Linked DNA regions of Homo sapiens: region 2 is linked to region 1. The links are chromatin contacts, found by Hi-C or POLR2A ChIA-PET in ENCODE. All regions are on one chromosome and are shown on one strand. The core of a region is the stretch at or near the end of the contact, and the rest is flanking DNA. Distances in the headings are between cores, read along the strand shown.

Region 1 (6,627 bases), core at 806-3,305:
AATTTTTGTATTTTTAGTAGAGACAGGGTTTTACCATATTGGCCAGGCTGGTCTTGAACTCCTGACCTCATGATCTGCCCGCCTTGGCCTCCCGGAGTGCTGGGATTACAGGTGTGAGCCACTGCCCCCCAGCCTATTTTCACTTTATTTACCAATTTTAGGACCTGATATGGTCCCACGTTCTGTTCTAGACACCAAGATACAACAACAAATGATCCTTTTTATTCTAATGGAGGGAAATGAACAAAAAGCAAGGCATAAAAAATAGCAGCAGCCGGGCACAGTAGCTCACACCTGTAATCCCAAGTAAGGCCAAGTTGGGAGGATAGCTTGAGCCCAGGAGTTCGAGACCAGCCTGGGCAACATAGCAAGACCCCCATCTCTATAAAAAAAAATTTAAAATTAACTGGGCTTCATGGCATGTGTCTGTGGTCCCGGCTACTCGGGAGGCTGAGGTGGGAGGATTGCTTGATCCCAGAAGTTGAGGCTGCAGTGAGCCGTGATCATGCTACTGCACCTCAACCTGGGCGACACAATGAGACCCTGTTTCCAAAATAATAATAATAATAAAAGCAAATATGCGCTGCTGTGAGAATTAACAGAGACTTACTTGGGTGTTCAGAAAGGGCCTCTGAACAGGTGGCATTTAAGCTGAGATTCATATGACAAGGATGGAGCAGTTATGTGGAGATCAGGGAGAAGGGAGAATGCAAAGGCCTTCAGCAGGCACAAGCTTGCCATCTTCCCAGACCCTAGCTTTTAACTCCTCTTCCCCAGGTTCAGGGAGATTACTATGGAGATCTGGCTGCTCGCCTGGGCTATTTCCCCAGTAGCATTGTCCGAGAGGACCAGACCCTGAAACCTGGCAAAGTCGATGTGAAGACAGACGTGAGTGTCATGGGGGCTGGCAAGAAATGTGGGGGGAGGACCCTTAGGTTGTGGGGATGGGCAAAAATGCTCCCACACTTGGCTCCCTGGCAGCCTAGGTATGTGCGCTGGGAGAAATTCTTTCCCTGCCTCAATTTTCTCACCAGTAAAATGGGTCCAGTTGGGAGGTGCAAAGATTAGAGGGCTCTAGGCTAATTTGCATAGCACTTGTGTGGCCAGACCTGGGCCCTGCAGCTGCAGCCTTTGCTAAAACCACTAGATCCTTTGTGGTGTGACCGCTGGTTTTCTTTCCACTGTTTCCCCTTTCTCTTTTTCAGAAATGGGATTTCTACTGCCAGTGAGCTCAGCCTACCGCTGGCCCTGCCGTTTCCCCTCCTTGGCTTTATGCAAATACAATCAGCCCAGTGCAAACGGCTCGTCTCCGTGGTCTTTGGGGTGGGGTAGGGTAGGGTGGGGACTGTACAAATGAAATGTTTCTCTAGGTTGCTGAATCTAACCAATTAACCCGCTGCCTGTGGTAACGTCAGTGGTTGCTAGGCAGAGTTTCACTGATGAAAGCCCTGTGCAGTAGGAGCGCTCCTAAGCTTAGGTTTCGGACACAAGCAAAGGAAAACCTAAGCAGCCCAACTAGGGGATTGTAGTGTCCTCTCTAGACCAGTGGGAGGGAGCCAATCGGACTACGCGGAGGATATAAATCGCACAGTAAAGGTTTTCTTGGAAGATTATCTGGAAAGGGAGGTGGGAAGTAACCTGCGCCTATCTGCCCAGTTTTCCTCCTTTTCGCCTTTGAGAACAGTAATCGCTCCCGCCAGCTCAAGATCAGCTCCTCTTCCAGCCTCTTTCTGTCAATCCTGCCCGTGCCCCCTTCTTTGCATTTGTATCCCCTCCCCCAAGTCCGCTCCGATCCAATCCGGAGACTCGACTCTGCCCCCCGTACTCCAGACTAAATCCGTTCCTCGGCTCAGCTAAGCAGCTCTGCACGTCCCTTCCCACTTGCTCAGCCAATCGCTGGGCTCGGCCCCGCCCCTTTGGGCTTGGTCCTTCTCACGCCACCAATCCGCGCCTCTTGTCCCGCCCCCTGCCCGCGAGTCCGCCAATCCCGCCCTTCGGAAAGCGTCGCCTGGTATCCAGCTGCCGGAGCGGGTCGCGCCGGAGGGGGGCGGAGGCGGAAGTGGCGGTGCCGGGCCCGGGGAGTAGGAAGGAGCCGGGGCTGTAGCCGGAGTGGAGCGGCTGCCAGCCGAGGAGCAGGCGCGGCCGCGGCGCCATATTGCGGCCCTCAGCGGCCGCGACCGAGTCATGGCTGAGACCTACGGTGAGGGTGGTGGACGAAGCTGGGGTCCTGGGTCTGGGCCCAGGGAGGATGCGGCCTGTGGGAATGGGCGGGGCTTTGTAGATCAGGGGGCGGGGTCTGGTGTGATGGAGGCAGGACCTAAGTGGATGCTGGGAGGGGTTTAGTGGGTCTGAGGCTGAGCTTAATCGATTTAGGTGGAGCCTGAGGGTCTGGTGCGTGGGTTAAATAGATCTGGGGCGGGATTTGAGGGAGCTGGTCCTGAGGGGTTCAGGGAGGCCCTGAGGGAAGAGGTGGGCCTTAATGGATCTGGGCGGAGCCTGAGTGAAGGGGCGGGGCTGACTGCATGAATGGCAGGAGTCGGGCTTATGGGCTAGAGGGAACACTGAATGGAAGCTCGGGACCCTGGGGCTGATCTGGCTGGAGAGAGCTCTGGAATGGGTTTGGGGATGGGCTGTCCTTGAGTTAGGGGCAGGACTTAGTGGCAAAGGGTGGGACTTATGCATGAGAATGGAGCCGGGTTCTGGGCAGAGGGAGGGAAGGAGAGGTCGGGAAGTGGAAAATCAGTAGGGATGCACCATAGGAGGTGGTGATTGGAGGCAGGGGAAGTGCAGGTTTAGGAGTCAGAGGGAGCCGCATTCACTCAACAAATATAGAAGAGAAGGGAGAAGAGTGCAAAGACCCTGAGGTGAGAACCAGCTTGTCATTTTCAGGGAATAGACTGAAGGTCAGGAGCTATAGTGGAGTGAATGAGTCAGAGGGTGGTAGGAGGTGAAGAGGAACAAGGGCTATATCGTAGTCCTTGTTTAAATAGCTTTCAAGAGACTTTAGCGACAAAATAGCTAAGATCTGGGACTCTGGAGCCCTTGGCCTAGGTTTGAATCTCACTTCTGCCCAGCTGTGTCACTTTGGGCAAGTCAGTTAACCTTTCTGGCCTGTTACCTCATCCGGAAAATGGGAATAATTTTTAGTCTACCTCCCTCATAGAGTTTTCCTGAGGATGATGTGAGCTGTTGATGTGAGTAAAGACCTTTAGAACTGTTCCTGGCCCACAACAACACACAATTGACCCATGTAACAAACCTGCACATGTGGGCTGGGCGCGGTGGCTCATGCCTGTAATCCCAGCACTTTGGGAGGCTGAGGCAGGCGGATCACCTGAGGTCGGGAGTTTGAGACCAGCCTGACCAACATGGAGAAACCCCGTCTCTACTAAAAATACAGAATTAGCTGAGTGTGGTGGCGCATGCCTGTAATCCCAGCTACTCGGGAGGCTGAGGCAGGAGAATTGCTTGAACCTGGGAGGTGGAGGTTGCGGTGAGCCGAGATCGCGCCATTGCACTCCAGCCTGGGCAACGAAAAGTGAAACTCTGTCTCAAAAAAACAAAAACAACGACAAAAAAACCCCTGCACATGTACTCCCTGAATCTAAAATAAAAGTTGAAAAAAAATATATAGAATGTGCCTGGCACATGGCAAGTACTACATAAGAGTTATCTGTTACTGTTACCTATTGGTTTGTTTCTGCCTATGTCTGTTTCTCTCCCTCTAACTGTGATGGTTAGAGAGAGAGATTGGATTGGAATCCATCTTTTTTCCCTGTATCTTTCTCTCCCTGTGGGTATCCCTGATTTTGGCTCCATCTGGTCAGACTTCCTCTTCAAATTCCTGGTGATTGGCAGTGCAGGAACTGGCAAATCATGTCTCCTTCATCAGTTCATTGAGAATAAGTGTGAGTTTCCCGCAGTGGTCCTGGGAACCCTGAGCTGTGTTTATGCGCATGGTGTGGGCTGGTGGGCAGCCGGTGGGGAGGGCAGGGCTGGCCATAGGTACAAGTCCAGTGCTGGCTTTTTGGTCCTTGCTTTGTCGTATGTCCTTTACTAGGTTCTCCTTGACCTCAAGTCACTCCAGCAAGGAGAATGGGTTTGTAGAGACTGAGAGGGCCTTGGAGGATGGGGGATCCTCTGAGCTGTCTCCTCTCTCCCTGTACTGCCCCTTCTGTTCCTCCTACTCCCAGTCAAACAGGACTCCAACCACACAATCGGCGTGGAGTTTGGATCCCGGGTGGTCAACGTGGGTGGGAAGACTGTGAAGCTACAGATTTGGGACACGGCTGGCCAGGAGCGGTTTCGGTAGGTGGGCTGGGCTCCCAAGGGTGATGGGGAGAGAGAGTGAGAAGGAAAGAGAGAGATGTGTGTGTAGAGTCACTTGGAGACACTGAGAGGGCAGACAAGGCAGACAGAGAGAGATGAGACACCGTAGTTAGCAGGTATATATATCCAAGGAGAGAGGGAGTACTGGAGAGATAAAGAGATGGTGGAAGAAAAAGAGGTAGGGGCCAGGCGCAATGGCTCATGCCGGTAATCCCCGTGCTTTGGGAGGCCATGGTGGGAAGATTGCCTGAGCCCAGGAGTTTGAGACCAGCCTGGGCAACATAGTGAGACCCCATCTCAAAGAAAGAAAAAGAGATAGAGAAAAGTGGCTTGGGGGTGGGGAAAGGGATGGAGACTGAGAGACACCGAAACAGAAAGAGAAGGGGAAACTTGAGAGACTCACACTCAGAAAGGAAAAGAGCAAGAGAGACAGAGACTAAGAGAGTTGAAGAGAATGATAAGGGAGGTAAGGAGGCCTGGCACGGTGGCTTACACCTATAATCCCAGCACTGTGGGAGGCTGAGGCAGGTGGATCACTTGAAGTCAGGAGTTCAAGACCAGCCTGCCAATATGGTGAAACCGTGTCTCTACTAAAAAAAAAAAAAAAAAAAAAAAATCAAAAAATGTAGCCAGGCTGTGGTGGTGGATGCTAGCTACTTGGGAGGCTGAGGCAGGAGAATTGCTTGAACCTGGGAGGCAGAAGTTGTAGTGAGTCAAGATCGCACCACTGCACCCCAGCCGGGGTGACAGAGCGAGACTCTGTCTCTGAATAAATAAATAAATAAATAAATGAATAAATAAATAAATAAATAAATAAATAAATAAGGGAGGTGAGGAGACACAGAGAAACAGAGGTCAGAGGCAGAGAGGGAGACAGGGTGAGTCAGACAGGTGTAGTTGGACGTTGAATGAATGAATGCACGAATTTACGGGAAGGCAAGGGTGAGCATGAGAGCCACAGAGATGGAACAGAAAGAGAGACAGTGAGAAATAGGGAACTGAAGACACACACGCCAAGGCAGGAGAACCGCTTGAGTCCAGGAGTTTGAGACCAGCCTGGGCAACATTGTGAAATCCCATCTTTCCAAAAGAGAGATGGAGAAATGGACGTGTTGTGGGAGAGAGAGAGAGAGAAATGCGTAGGGCTCAACACACTGTAGGTCTTCAGGAAATGCCTGCAGAGCAGAAAAGTTGATAGACACATAGAAACCTTAGGAGAGGCCGGGCGTGGTGGCTCATGCCTGTAATTCCAGCATTTTGGGAGGCCGAGGCGGGCGGATCACGAGGTCAGGAGATCGAGACCATCCTGGCTAACATGGTGAAACCCCGTCTCTACTAAAAATACAAAAAATTAGCTGGGTGTGGTGGCAGACGCTGGAAGTCCCAGCTACTTGGGAGGCTGAGGCAGGAGAATGGCATGAACCCAGAAGGCGGAGCTTGCAGTGAGCCCAGATCGCGCCACTGCACTCCAGCCTGGGCGACAGAGCTAGGCTCCGTTTCAAAAAAAAAAAAAAAAAAACCTTAGGAGAGTCGGAGAAACAGAGAGCAGGGAGAGAAATAGAGGGAATTCAGTCCACGGAAAAGTGTGATCTATGGCAGCATCTAGTAGCTGCTGAGTTAATTCTTGCGTATGGATTAACTGCCTGAGGTGCACAGAGCCCAAAGGCAGAGAGAGGGGCTGAAGGATAGACAGGTGTGTAGCATGGGCTAGGTTTACGGTGAGTGCTTAGTAAATGCTGTGGAATGATTGCATGAGTTCCAGAAGGACCCAGACTGGTGAGACAGAGAATGCAGAATTGGCTACACTGGGAAGGAGACTCCACCTGACACAGCAGGAGAAGGATAAGCAGATGTTGTATAGTGCTTGGGCAGGGCCAGGCAAAGGGGAGATTTGCTCAGAAAATGTTGAATGAATGAATGCACAAATGCATGGGAAGGCAAAGGTAAGCATGAGAGAGCCACAGAGATGAAACAAACAAACAAAAAAGACAGAAATAGGGAATTAAATAGGGCCAGGCACGGTGGCTCACGCCTGTAATCCCAGCACTTTGGGAGGCCTAGGCGGGCAGATCACTTGAGGTCAGGAGTTCAATACCACACTGGCCAACATGGCGAAACCCCATCTCTACTAAAAATACAAAAATTAGCCGGGCGTGGTGGTGCATGCCTGTAATCCCAGCTACTTGGGAGGCTGAGGCAGGAGAATCACTTGCATCCGGGGGGCAAAGGTTGCAGTGAGCCAAGATCACGCCACTGCACTTCAGCCTGGGCGACAGAGCAAAACTCCATCTCAATCAG
Region 2 (6,531 bases), core at 189-2,688, 6.5 Mb after region 1:
GGGCCGCTCGCTGACCGCGCCCGCCGGACCGCGGCCTCCGCGCTCTGCACTAACCTCCCACCGCCTCGCTCCTCTGTCCTCTGCTTCTGCCACACTCCAGCCAGGAGAGGGTTAAATCTAAGGGGGGAGGAGCCAGGGTCTGCGAGCCGGGCGGGGCCAGGGCAGTAGTCGGGTGCAGGCCCCACCAACGGGGGACGTCACGGCACTGGGACGGCTGGGACGCTTCCGCGTTAGTCTCCCATGGAGGCCCTGGGCGGCTCGAGCCAGTCTTCAGGCCGAATCTCCCGCCTCCAGGATTGCATCCGAGGCCTGGCAGCCGGTGACACTTCCGAAGGGCTTGAATTACTCGGGCGCCAGCCCTGTCGTATTAAACGCAGTGCTTCCGCTCACCCTTGAACTGTGTTTCTGGAGGGGGCAGGCTGGGTCGCTGTGCTTGGCGGGCTTTTCTGTGGCGGAAGAGGCGGAAGGAAGGGGTCTTCCTCCACCCTTCTGATCCGTCTTCCCTCCCCCCTCCCGCAGGCCTCCCCGAATTCCTGAAGACGCTGCTGGGAGGGGACTGAAGCTTCCCCGCCTTGATGGGGAGGGGGCGTGAGGAGGGGTTTATCTGGATTTCCAGGCTGTGTTCTTTCTACCCCAGAGCCTAGTCTGGACCCCTTGGCTCTAGGGAGAGGGAAAAGCTGACCGTTGGGGAGGAGCTGGGAGAAGGGGCGCGATTGCGGTGAGGGGCGGAGCTGGAACCTCGGGGCCTGAGGTGCTGAGGATACCTGAAAGCGGGCTGAGAGTGTGCTGGAGGAGGCGGGTCCCGCGGGGGCGGAGCTAGGCTGCCTGGGCGGGGCCGGAATCCTGACAGGCGGAGTTAGAGCGGGGGGCGGGGTCAGCGCGCGCGGGTGGGGCTCTGGCCATGGGCATGGGGCGGGGCCGTCAGCGGGGGCGTGGTCGGGGTGTCGCGCGGGAACCCGCGCGGGAGGAGAGCGGGGATTCCGGAACTAGAGTGTGGGAGCCAGAGGCCGTAGCGGGCAGGGCTCGAGCACTGGAGTAGAGCAGTCCGACAGGTAGAGAAGTGAGACTGGCTGCGGCACAGGGCGGGTTAGGGCTCCAGGCAGGGCTTGAGCGGGACGAGGGGGCGGGCTCCGAGGCGGGCTAGATGCCTGGGCTGGATGAAGTCCGAGTCTGGGAAGAGAACCGTGTTGTGGCGGGAGGAGGCGGTGATTGGGGTGGTGGGGCTAAGCGCGGGGGCGGGGCTGGAGCGAGGGGGGCGGGGTAGCACCTCCGCCTGTCGGTGGTGGGGCGGAGGCTGGAGGGGGTGGGCCTAGGATGCGGAGGCGGCAGCTCGCGTGGGGGCGTGACCATGCTGGCGGGGGCGGGGCCGGAGGCGGGCGGTTTAGAGAGCGGGGCGGTCTGCGGGGTGGGGGCGGGGCCTGGTGGGGGCGGGGCCTGTGCGGTCTGCGGCGCGGAGCCGAGTGGGCTGCGGGGATGCGGGGGACCAGCTGCGTGGGCGGCGGCGCCGAGAGCCCCGGAGGCGCGGGGCTGAGCGAGGGCCCGCGGGGGCGCTGGCTGCGCTTGGCTCCGGTATGCGCCTACTTCCTCTGCGTCTCGCTAGCTGCCGTGCTGCTCGCCGTGTACTACGGTCTCATCTGGGTACCCACGCGGTCTCCCGCGGCACCCGCCGGCCCACAGCCCAGCGCGCCGTCCCCTCCGTGTGCTGCCCGCCCGGGCGTGCCGCCTGTCCCGGCGCCCGCCGCTGCCTCCCTCTCCTGCCTCCTGGGAGTCCCCGGCGGGCCGCGACCCCAGCTCCAGCTGCCGCTGAGCCGCCGCCGCCGCTACAGCGACCCTGACCGCCGTCCGAGCCGCCAGACACCCAGAGAGACGCCAGAGGCCGCGGAGGGGCGAAGACCCGGGTAACTCTCCCTTCCACCCCAACCCGGATCGCCAGCCCTCGAGAGCTCTGTGCTCCACGCCGAGGATGCACCGTCTCTGGATTGGTCCGGCCTTCTTCCTAATGACATCGCTCAGCGTCTCTGGAGCCGTCATCCCGCGGAATGGGGGCCCAGGGGGTGTCAGCTCGGGGCCTTGCCTCTTGCAGCTACTCTGTGGTCAGGCCGGGTCCTCCACCATCAGGAAGATCCCATCCTGAGCTCTGTCTCCTGCCCCTCCTGCTGTGGGATGCTGAGCACAGAGCCCACAGCCCATCTGCCTCTTCACCTCCCTGAATCCGTGTCCATCTGCAATAAACGACAGCCTCGGCTGCCTCGTGCTGTGTCTGTCCTGTTGTCTGCAGAGATGCCTCCCCTCCCAAGTTTGTGTGGGAAAGACCTTCCTGGGGTGTGGCCTTTGTCTGTTTTGTCCCGGGTGGGCTGTTCCCCTTCCTTAAGGAGCTCTTCTTTTCTTGGAGTAGGGAGAAGCAGCTTAGCAGCAGCAGGGCCTTTGAAGGTCAGACAGTGGGAAGGGCTTCCCAGTTTTTTGTGTGCTTGGAGCAAAGGACAAATGTCTCTGGGGAGAAGCAGAGTGTCTGCCCTCGTGTTACAGCACAGGAGACAAGAGGAGGGGTGGGGTGATATAGGACAATAGCTGGGGTTCTGGGAATTGCTGTTGGTGTAATTATCATGTCAGGGACAGAGGCTGAATCACCCAGGGATCTCAGTTGGCTGCCGAGAGGGAACGATGCTGGCCCACTTCCTGGGGTCAGAGAGATGAGAGTGGATGGCGGCGGCGGTGGTGTTGCTTCTCAGCCTGTCTGGAAATCTCAGAGCCAATGACCAAAGCGCTGTGCTGCCTTGGAAGACTGGTGCAGCCTCTGGCCTGGGGCGCTGCTAGGAAACCAAGGCCGGGAAACTGAGGTCTAGCTTCTGGGCAAGGAGTCCGAGGTGGGGAGGCCATGTTCCATCCTGGAAGACTGAGGCCTGGCTCTGGACAGGGCCTGGGATCTGACATGCAGGAAGCTGGTTCCTGTCCAGCCTCCCCGCTTGAGCTGGAGGCCTTCCCAGGAGAGTGAGGCTGAGCATCTTCTCCCACGCTGTGGCTCCTGGAGATCTGTGGAGGTGGTTAGGAAGGTCAGCTGCTCTGCTCACCTCCCCTTTACCCCACCACCACTCCCCAGAGGGTGGTTGTGAAGGGGAATCTAGGAAGCCAGCACTTCTTTGTAGTCAGCATAGGTGATAGTTAGGGGCACTGACTGGGGCGAGACTACTCGGGTTCAAATTCCAGCTCCTCTCATTACAAACTGTGTGACTTTGGGCAGGTCACTTGACCTCTGTGTTTCTTTTTTTTTTTTTTTGAGATGGAGTCTTGCACTGTTGCCCAGGCTGGAGTGCAGTGGCATGATCTTGCTCACTGCAACCTCCGCCTTCTGGTTCAGGTGAGTCTCCTGCCTCAACCTCCTGAGTAGCTGGGATTACAGGTGCCCACCACCACACCCAGCTAATTTTTTTTTTGTATTTTTATTTTTTATTATTTTTATTTTGAGAGAAGTCTCACTCTTGTCCCCCACGCTTGAGTGCAATGGCTCGATCTCTGCTCACTGCAACCTCCACCTCCCAGGTTCAAACAATTCTCCTGTCTCTGCCTCTCAAGTAGCTGGGATTAAGGCCCCTGCCACCACGCCTGGCTAATTTTTGTATTTTTTAGTAGAGACGCGGTTTCACCATGTTGGCCAGGCTGGTCTCGAACTCCTGACCTCGTGATTTGCCCACTTGGGCCTCCCAAAATTCTGGGATTACAGGCATGAGCCACCACACCCGGCCTCTGTTTCTTTTTTTTTTTTTTCTTTTGAGACGGAGTCTTGCTCTGTCGCTCAGGCTGGAGTGCAGTGGTGCAATGTCGGCTCACTGCAAGCTCCGCCTCCTGGGTTCATGCCATTCTCCTGCTTCAGCCTCCTGAGTAGCTGGGATTACAGGCGCCCGCCACCACGCCTGGCTAATTTTTGTATTTTTAGTAGAGACGAGGTTTCATCATGTTGGTCAGGCTGGTCTCAAATTCCTGACCTAAGGTGATTTGCCCACTTTGGCCTCCCAAAGTGCTGGGATTACAGGCGTGAGCCACTGCACCCAGCCTTATAACTTATTTAAAATTTTTAAGCATTTTTTGTTTGTTTGTTTAATAGAAATGGGGTTTCACACTATGTTAGCCAGGCTGGTCTTGAACTCCTGGGCTTAAGTGATTTTCCTACCTTGGCTTCCCAAAGCCCTGGAATTATAGGCATGAGCCACTGTGCCTGGCCCTGCCTCTGTGGTTCTGTAGAATGAAGATGCTAATGGTACTTCTTCATAGACTTGCTCTGAGGAATAAATAAACTGGTGATCTCAAGCCCTGAGAACGATGTCACATGTTCTCTCTCTCCACCACCTCTGTCCCTCAGGGTTTAAAAGCCCCAGCTGGGATCCTCTGGGGATAGCAAGTCAGTCCAAAGCCCTGGCCACCAGCAAATGGTGAGTTTGAGGGAGGGGCCTCTCCATTTCGGTTCCCACTGGCCCCCCTCTCTTTGGTTTTCATCTCTCTTCTCCCAGCCCCATTTTTTCCTACTCTTTCGTTTCCTTGTTGCTGTGTGTCCTGGCTCTTTTCTCTTTCTGTGTTTGTCTCTCTGCGTCTCAGTCTTTCTGTGTCCTGTTTATCTCTCTGGTGTCTCTTGGTATTGTTTCTCTCTCCCACTCTGTATGTCTCTGACTCATTCTGCTCATTCTGTGTCCTCCCTATTGCTCTCTGTCCCCAGCTCGTTCTTTTTTTTTTTTTTTTTTTTTTAGATGGAGTCTTGCTCTATTACCCAGGCTGGAGTGCAGTGGCGGTGGGATTACAGGCGCCCACCACCATGCCCGTATAATTTTTGTATTTTTAATAGAGAGAGGGTTTCACCAGAGTGGCCAGGCTAGTCTTGAACTCCTGACCTCAAGTGAGCTTCCCGCCTCGGCCTCCCAAAGTGCTGGGATTACAGGCGTGAGACACTGTGCCCAGCCCCAGCTGATTCTCTTTCTTCTCTCCTCCACACTTATCTTACCCCAACACTTTCTTCCACCTTGCTCCCCTTCCCCTGCCCCCGCACCCCACAGCTTCCAGGTCCCTAGTCTCAGTGTCCCCTGTCTCCTTCCCTTTATCTCTTCCTTTTCTCCTCCTATTTCTCTTGGTTTCTCTTTTGGTCTCCATTGTTTAATCTTCCTTTTAACAAATATTTTTTGAGGCTGGGCACAGTGGTTCTTGCTTGTAATCTCAGCACTTTGGGAGGCCAAAGCCAGAGGATCACTTGAGGCCAGAAGTTAGAGACCAGTCTGTGTAACACAGCAAGACTTCATCTGGACAAAAAATTAAAAAATTAGCTGGGTGTGGTGGTGCATGCCTGTAGTCCCAACTACTCAGGAGGCTGAGAGGAGAGGATTGCTTGAGTCCAGGAGGTCGAGGCTGCAGTGAGCTATGATTGCACTACTTCACTCCAGCCTGGGAAACAGCAAGATCCTGTCTCTAAAAAACTAAAAAAACAACCCACCCAAAACCCACAATTATTTTTTGAGCATCTGCTGTGTGCCAAAGCTTATTTTAAACACTGGAGACACAGGAGTGAATAAAACAGGCAAAAATTCCTGCTCTCGGCTGGGCGTGATGGCTCATGCCTGTAACCCCAGCACTTTGGGAGGCCAAAGCAGGAGGATCACTTGAGGTCATGAGTTTGCGACCATCCTGAACAACATAGTGAGATCCTGTCTCTACAAAAAATACAAAAATTAGCCGGGCATGGTGGTGCATGCCTTGTAGTCCCAGCTACTCGGGAGGCTGAGGTGAGAGGATTGCTTGGAGGTCAAGGTTGCAGTGAGCTGTGACTGTACCACCGCACTCCAGCCTGGGCAAGAGAGCAAGACCCTGTCTCAAAAAAAAAAAAATTCCTGCTCTCAATGGAACTGAATATTAGTGGGAACACAGACAAGAAATTCAGTTAATAGCCGGGTGCGGTGGCTCATGCCTGTAATCCCAGCACTTTGAGAGACCTAGGAGGGCGGATCACCTGAAGTCAGGAGTTCCAGACCAGCCTGGCCAACATGGTGAAACCCCGTCTCTACTAAAAATACAAAAATTAGTTGGGCGTGGTGGTGGGTGCCTGTAATCACATCTACTTGGGAGGCTGAGGCAGGAGAATTGCTTGAATCCAGGATGGGGAAGTTGCAGTGAGCCAAGGTTGCACCACTACATTCCAGCCTGGGTGACAGAGTGAGACTCTGTCTCAAAGAAAAAAAAAAAAAATTCCTGTTCTTAATGGAACTAAATATTAGCGGGGACAAAGACAAGAAATGTGATTCATAACTTTGAGTGAAAGCAGGGTAAGGGTGATGGGGATGATGGAGGGTGTGGTTACTGGGTAGAAGCCCAAGACTGGTGAGGGTGAGGCTGGCAGGTCTCTGGGGGCTGAGGGAACAGTAAGTGCAAAAACCTTCGGGGTGGTGTGCCTGGCTTGTTGAAGGAATAGCGAAGAGGCCAGAGTGGCTGAAGCAAGAGGGAGTGGGGAGAGCAAGAGGAGGAGGTGAGGCAAGAGAGGACAGGCAGCTTGATCAGGGC

The links. Hi-C counts contacts between places; a loop is a spot of excess contacts on that map. ChIA-PET counts read pairs that join two places held with the same protein, here RNA polymerase II (POLR2A). Pooled maps may share reads with other maps.
Region 2: a pooled map shows a loop between it and region 1 (11-fold over the local background). The contact joins the promoter of INAFM1 here to the promoter of RAB4B in region 1. A Hi-C loop is called at or near these places in 3 of 50 pooled maps. POLR2A ChIA-PET finds 5 or more read pairs at or near these places in 2 of 52 experiments (A673 and activated B cell).

What each region holds. Positions count from the first base shown.
Region 1 is chr19:40,776,192-40,782,818 of GRCh38, forward strand. RAB4B (RAB4B, member RAS oncogene family) reads left to right here and starts at 2,056. Exons shown (of 8, transcript NM_016154.5): 1 at 2,056-2,200; 2 at 3,828-3,908; 3 at 4,194-4,308. The coding sequence starts at 2,185. MIA (MIA SH3 domain containing) reads left to right here. Exons shown (of 4, transcript NM_006533.4): 3 at 778-888; 4 at 1,206-1,299. The coding sequence ends at 1,229. MIA-RAB4B (MIA-RAB4B readthrough (NMD candidate)) reads left to right here. Exons shown (of 10, transcript NR_037775.1): 3 at 778-888; 4 at 3,828-3,908; 5 at 4,194-4,308. It overlaps RAB4B-EGLN2 (RAB4B-EGLN2 readthrough (NMD candidate)), which reads left to right and starts at 2,028. Exons shown (of 12, transcript NR_037791.1): 1 at 2,028-2,200; 2 at 3,828-3,908; 3 at 4,194-4,308. RefSeq lists silencers at 1,190-1,319, 1,870-2,109 and enhancers at 2,170-2,239, 3,127-3,658.
Region 2 is chr19:47,273,447-47,279,977 of GRCh38, forward strand. INAFM1 (InaF motif containing 1) reads left to right here and starts at 1,439. Exons shown (of 1, transcript NM_178511.6): 1 at 1,439-2,277. The coding sequence starts at 1,474. The coding sequence ends at 1,902. It also overlaps a transcript of CCDC9 not described here. RefSeq lists silencers at 1-130, 741-1,000, 1,361-1,810 and a cis regulatory region at 4,950-5,087.